Regions from separate parts of the Homo sapiens genome. Here region 1 is linked to region 2. Evidence: read pairs that join two places in POLR2A ChIA-PET (ENCODE). Cell type or tissue: K562. All regions are shown on one strand. Each heading gives the region's core, and the rest is flanking DNA. Links, peaks and the distances in the headings are about the cores only.

Region 1 (2,911 bases), core at 94-2,593, 120 kb after region 2:
AAGGGTCCAGTCATGCAAACTATTTGAAAAACTAAAGACTTTTTTATGTGGTCCCCTGGGATACTCTGGTCTTTGGAGACCTCTTCATTCCTTGTCTTAAAGCAGACCCTGGTCAACTTGGGTCACTAGCTGTTTCCTCCCAGGAGTGGTGTTTTTTTTGTTTTGTTTTGTTTTGTTTTAACGGAGCTTCCCTCTTGTCATCCAGGCTGGAGTGCAGCAGTGGCACGATCTTGGCTCACTACAATCTCCACCTTCTGGGTTCAAGTGATTCTCCTGCCTCAGCCTCCTGAATAGCTGGGATTACAGGTGCCCGCGCCGTGCCCAGCTAATTTTTGTATTTTTACTAAGACGGGGTTTTACCATGTTTGCCAGGCTGGTCTCAAACTCCTGACCTCAAGTGATCCGCCCTCCTCGGCCTCCCAAAGTGCTGGGATTACAGGCGTGAGCCGCGGGGCCCCGCCCCAGGAGTGGGTTTTATCCCTTGGGACCTTGATTTTGTTTCTCACAACCCCTCCGGCCCCCCAGAGCCATTACTCGTCCTACAGCACCTCATGTGTCTCCTCCTTGGTGCATGTCACATCTTACTGAATGCTTGCTTTTATTGTTTTTCATTTGTGTGTGTGTGTGTGTGTGTGTGTGTGTGTGTGTGTGTGTGTTTTGAGACAGAGTCTCATTCTGTCGCTCAGGCTGGAGTGCAGTGGTGCGATCTCAGCTCACTGCAACCTCTACTTTCTGGGGTTTAAGTGATTCTTCTGCCGCAGCCCCCTGTGTAGCTGGGATTGCAGGCACCCACCATCATGCCCGGCTAACTTTTGCTTTTTTAGTAAAGATGGGGTTTCGCCATGTTGGCCAGGCTAGTCTCGAACTCCTGACCTCAGGTGATCCACCGGCCTCGGCCTCCCAAAGTGTTGGAATTACAGGCGTGAGCCACTGCGCCCAGCCCAGCTTTTTGTTTTCTTTTGCAAATAGTGGGTTAACATTTTTTAGCATTTTCTAAGGTGGAACATGATGAGGCTTGACTAAGGTTGAAATCCATATTTCATGGTCCGCTCTAGTGTGAATGGAATCACTGATACACTTCATCCTATATCTTGCTTCTCTGCAACAATAGAACATGGCCAGTTGCCAGGAAATACATTGGGACCCAGCTCACTGTTTTTCATCATCACATGAAAATCCACAGAAAGTCTGTGAAGTAATTTATTCACTCTTTTCATCATTATGAATTCGTAGTTATTAGTGGTTCATATCTGATCTCCCTATGATGTCAGCCAGGCCCTGGTCTGATGTAGTCACAGTCATATCCCACACGTGTGGGTTCTTTGTGTTTGCTAAATGATTAAATGAACAAATGAATGAATGAGTGCTGAGGAGGGATGGTGCTGCTGAAAGTCTGCCTAGTATCCCTGTTAGAATCAGAGGTTTGGAGCCAGACACGGTGGTTCACGCCTGTAATCCCAGCACTTTGGGAGGCCAAAGCGGGCAGATTATGAGGTCAAGAGATCGAGACCATCCTGGCCAACATGGTGAAACCCCGTCTCTACTAAAAATACAAAAGTTAGCTGGACGTGGTGGCAGGTGGCTGTAATCCCAGCTACTTGGGAGGCTGAGGCAGGAGAATCACTTGAACCCAGGAGGCGGAGGTTGCAGTGAGCCGAGATCACGCGACTGCGCTCCAGCCTGCTCACAGAGCAAGACTCCATCTCAAAAACAAACAAACAAACAAACAAAAGAATCAGAGGTTTGGAGTCACAGAGACCTGAGGTCAAATTGATGTCTCACCACTTCCCAGTTGTAAAAGACCTTCCACCCTGCGTGTGTGTGCACACACACACAGCCTCAGATTTCTCATCTGGGAAATAGAGATAATAATGGGGCTGGCTTTACATGACTGTGGTGAAGATTAAATGAAGCAATATATTAAAGGCTATTCTAGCCAATGTCTGGCATAAGATCATCCCTTGGCATGGTGTGTGTGATGTTATAATTCCTCCTTTCCTTTCTTCCTCCATCTGTTCAATACAAGATTTACTGAGCACCATGTTATACTATCCTCTTTGTATTATAGAAATGTTATTCACATTTAACAATATATTATTGGAGCAACAGAAAGAGCTAAAATACCTTTAGGAATTGCATTGGGCTCTGTTCAAAAAAGTCAACAATTAGCCGGGTGCGGTGGCTCACGCCTGTAATCCCAGCACTTTGGGAGGCCAAGGCGGGCGGATCACAGGTCAGGAGATCGAGACCATCCTGGCTAACACAGTGAAACCCTGTCTCTACTAAAAATACAAAAAATTAGCCGGGTGTGGTGGCGGGCGCCTGTAGTTCCAGCTACTCAGGAGGCTGAGGCAGGAGAACGGCGTGAACCCAGGAGGCAGAGCTTATAGTGAGCCGAGATAGTGCCACTGCACTCCAGCCTGTGCAACAGAGCGAGACTGTCTAAAAAAAAAAAAAAAGTCAACAGTTGTGGTGGTAAAAGCACAAACAGCAATGAGAAAATGGGAAAACACTATGAACAGGATATTTAAAGAAGGGGATTTCCAAATAAACTAAAAAAGAGATGTGCAAACTCATTTGTAGTTGGAGAACAATGAGCTACCACCTTATGCCCATGAGATGGGCAAATCCTAGAAGCCTGGACAATCTCCAGAGGTGGGAGTGGGCACTGGGGGCACAGGAATCCTCATATGTGAGCAAATAGGGACATTCATTGCACTGAGTGACTTGTAGGACTTGGTAGAGTTAGGAATACGCAGACCCTAGTCAGGCGCAGTGGCCCATGCTGTAATCCGGCACTTTGAGAGGCTTAGGAAGGAGAATTGCTTGAGCCCAGGAGTTCGAGACCAGCCCAGACAACATAGTGAGACCCTATCTCTACAAAAATTTTTTTAAAATAAGCAAGACGTGG
Region 2 (2,859 bases), core at 360-2,859:
CGCTTCCTAGGGGAACAGTTCAACAGTCCCATCTTGCTCAATGCTCACGATAGCCCTCAAGGTGACTCTGTTTATCCCCATTTTACAGACAAGGAAAACAGGCATGGGGCCGGGCGCAGTAGCTCATGCCTGTAATCCCAGCACTTTGGAAGGCCAAGGCAGGCGGATCATTTGAGGTCAGGAGTTCAAGACAGCCTGGCCAACATGGTGAAACCCCGTCTCTACTAAAAATACAAAAATTAGCTGAGCATGGTGGCGTGTACCTGTAATCCCAGCTACTCGGGAGGCTGAGGCACGAGAATCGCTTGAACCCAGGAGGCAGAGGTTGCAGTGAGCCGAGATCGCACCAGTGCACTCCAGCCTGAGGACAGAGCAAGACTCCATCTCAAAAAAAAAAAAAAAAAAAAAAAAAAGAGAGAGAGAGAGAGAGAAACAGGCATGGAGAGGTAACCAGCTGGGGTTTGAGACTGGAATGGGAGTGGGAGGATCTGATGGACGACCGCTCAGGAGAGGCTCAGGGGGTGACCAAGAGGCCTTGAAGGCTAGGAAATGAGGGGATCCCCAGGTGAGGGGCACGGCCCATTCAGAGGCAGGGTAGGCAGGAGACTGGGTTATGCCCCCTGGAGCAAGGTGAGGTGCAGCCACCAGAAGGTAGGCCAGGGCCCATTTGCGGTGGAGGGCAGTGAGTGGATAGAGAAAGGAGGCCTCTGGCTCTGGATGCTGGAACCAGCCAAGGCGAGACAGGTCTGGGACACACATAGCAGTTTCTCAAAGCAGTGAGAGGGCACAGCAGGCAGACGGGAGGCCTGGCAGGCACGAGCAGCTGGTGGTGCGTGTGTGCAGAACATGAGATAAGGCCCACTTCCTCCCAGGGCCAGAGCCAGGAGGACGGAAACCAGGGAGTCCGGAGAGGGTCAGGCCCAGGGCAAGCCAGGATCTTAGGTCTGCGGCACTTCCAGATGCAGGCCTGGGCTGGGCGTGATGGGTCAAGCCTGTAATCCCAGCACTTTGTGAGGCCAAGTTGGGCGGATCACTTGAGGTCATGAGTTCGAGACCAGCCTGGCCAACATGGCGAAATCCCGCCTCTACTAAAAATACAAAAATTAGTCAGGCATGGTGGCGGGCACCTGAAGTCCCAGCTACTCAGGAGGCTGAGGCAGGAGCATCGCTTGAGCTCGGGAGGTGGAGGTTGCAGTGAGCTGAGATCTCGCCACTGCACTCCAGCCTGGGCGACAGAGCGAGATTCCATCTCAGAACAACAACAACAAAAAAAAACAGATGCAGGCACCCCTGCTCAGGATCCCCACACTGGGTGGACAAACCTGTTTGAGAACACTCTTCCTGGGCTGTGCCCTCTGAGCCCCTCTGTGTCCCCAGCTCTTAGCACACAGTAAACTGCTGGTTACGGTTTGTTGAATGAATAATATCAACAGCTATTTGAGGGCTTCCTGGGAGGCAGGCAGGGGGAACTGTCTCTTATCTTCACATAACACCCCAACAAGGTCAAGGCAGCCATTTGACGAAGAACATCAAAGCTTTGCTAGGGGAAGTCATTTTCTCAGGTCACATGGTGACTGACTGGTGAGTGGTGGAGATGAACTTCAAAACCCATCCTCAGCCAGGCGCGGTGGCTCACGCCTGTAATCTCAGCACTTTGGGAGGCCAAGGCAGGCAGATCACTTGAGGTCAGGAGTTCAAGACCAGCTTGGCCAACATGGCGAAATCCCATCTCTACTAAAAATACAAAAATTAGCTGAGCATGGTGGCTCGCACCTGTAGTCCCAGCAACTTGGGAGACTGAGGCAGGAGAATCGCTTGAACCTGGGAGGCAGAGGTTACAGTGAGCGGAGATGGCACCACTGCACTCCAGCCTGGGCAACAGAGTGAGACTCCATCTCAAACAAACAAACAAACAAACAAACAAAAAAACCAAAAACCATTCTCGGCCAGGTGCCATGGTTCATGCCAGTAATCCCAGTGCGTTGGGAGGCCAAGGTGGGAGGATCACTTGAGCCCATGAATTTGAGACCAGCCTGGACAACATAGTGGGATCCTATCTCTACAAAACAATAAAAGTATTAGCTGGGCATGGTGGTGAGCACTTGTGGTCCCAGCTATCTGGGAGGCTGAGGTGGGAAGATTGCTTAAGCCTGGGAGGTAGAGGTTGCAGTGAGCTGAGATCGTGCCACTGCACTCCAGCCTGGGTGACAGAGTGAAACCCTGTCTCAAAAAAACTAGGTTGCGCACGGTGGCTCACACCTGTAATCCCAGAACTTTGGGAGGCTGAGGCCGGCGGATCACCTGAGATCAGGAGTTTGAGACCAGCCTGGCCAACATAGTGAAATCCCATCTGTACTAAAATACAAAAATTAGCTGGGCGTGGTGGCAGGTGCCTGTAATCCCAGCTACTCGGGAGGCTGAGGCAGGAGAATCACTTGAACCTGGGAGGTGGAGGTTGTGGTGAGCCGAGATGGCACCACTGCACTCCAGCCTGGGCAAAAGAGCAAGACTCCATCTCAAAAACAAAACAAAACTACAACATAGCTGTGTGCCCATGTGCACACAGAGTCCCACGAGCTCACAATACACATATACACACAATACACACGCAAACACAATCAATGCTGAGAAAAATGCTCACTTAGGTCACATGGGCCGCACTAACTCTACAGAGAGTCACAATCCGGTTACACACCCACAGTCCCCAGCACACTAGCCTCAATCTCTCTCCCCTCCCGGGTGCTGTGTGTGCGTCCCTAATCTCAGTGGTCTCTGAGCTGTCCTTCCTCTTTTTCCCTGCTGCTTCAGGGTCCCCCTCAGGGAGGCCTGGTCCTGTTCCTCGCCATGGGTGGAGAGAGT

The links. ChIA-PET counts read pairs that join two places held together with the same protein. Peaks named below come from ENCODE experiments on the same cell type or tissue, not always from the same donor. Only the 100,000 strongest peaks of a DNase experiment are listed, where the experiment ranks them.
Region 1: POLR2A ChIA-PET joins it to region 2 with 5 read pairs; 3 of 35 experiments call an interaction of 5 or more read pairs at or near these places.

The regions. Positions count from the first base shown.
Region 1 is chr19:46,505,490-46,508,400 of GRCh38, reverse strand. No RefSeq gene overlaps it. Among named protein-coding and RNA genes, the nearest start is that of PNMA8B, 11 kb to the right of the region's middle. In K562, for the core only: no CTCF peak of the experiment used is centred there; no DNase peak of the experiment used is centred there; H3K27me3 peaks cover 937 bases.
Region 2 is chr19:46,627,884-46,630,742 of GRCh38, reverse strand. No RefSeq gene overlaps it. Among named protein-coding and RNA genes, the nearest start is that of PTGIR, 4.2 kb to the right of the region's middle. In K562, for the core only: no CTCF peak of the experiment used is centred there; DNase peaks (open chromatin) are centred at 882 and 1,502.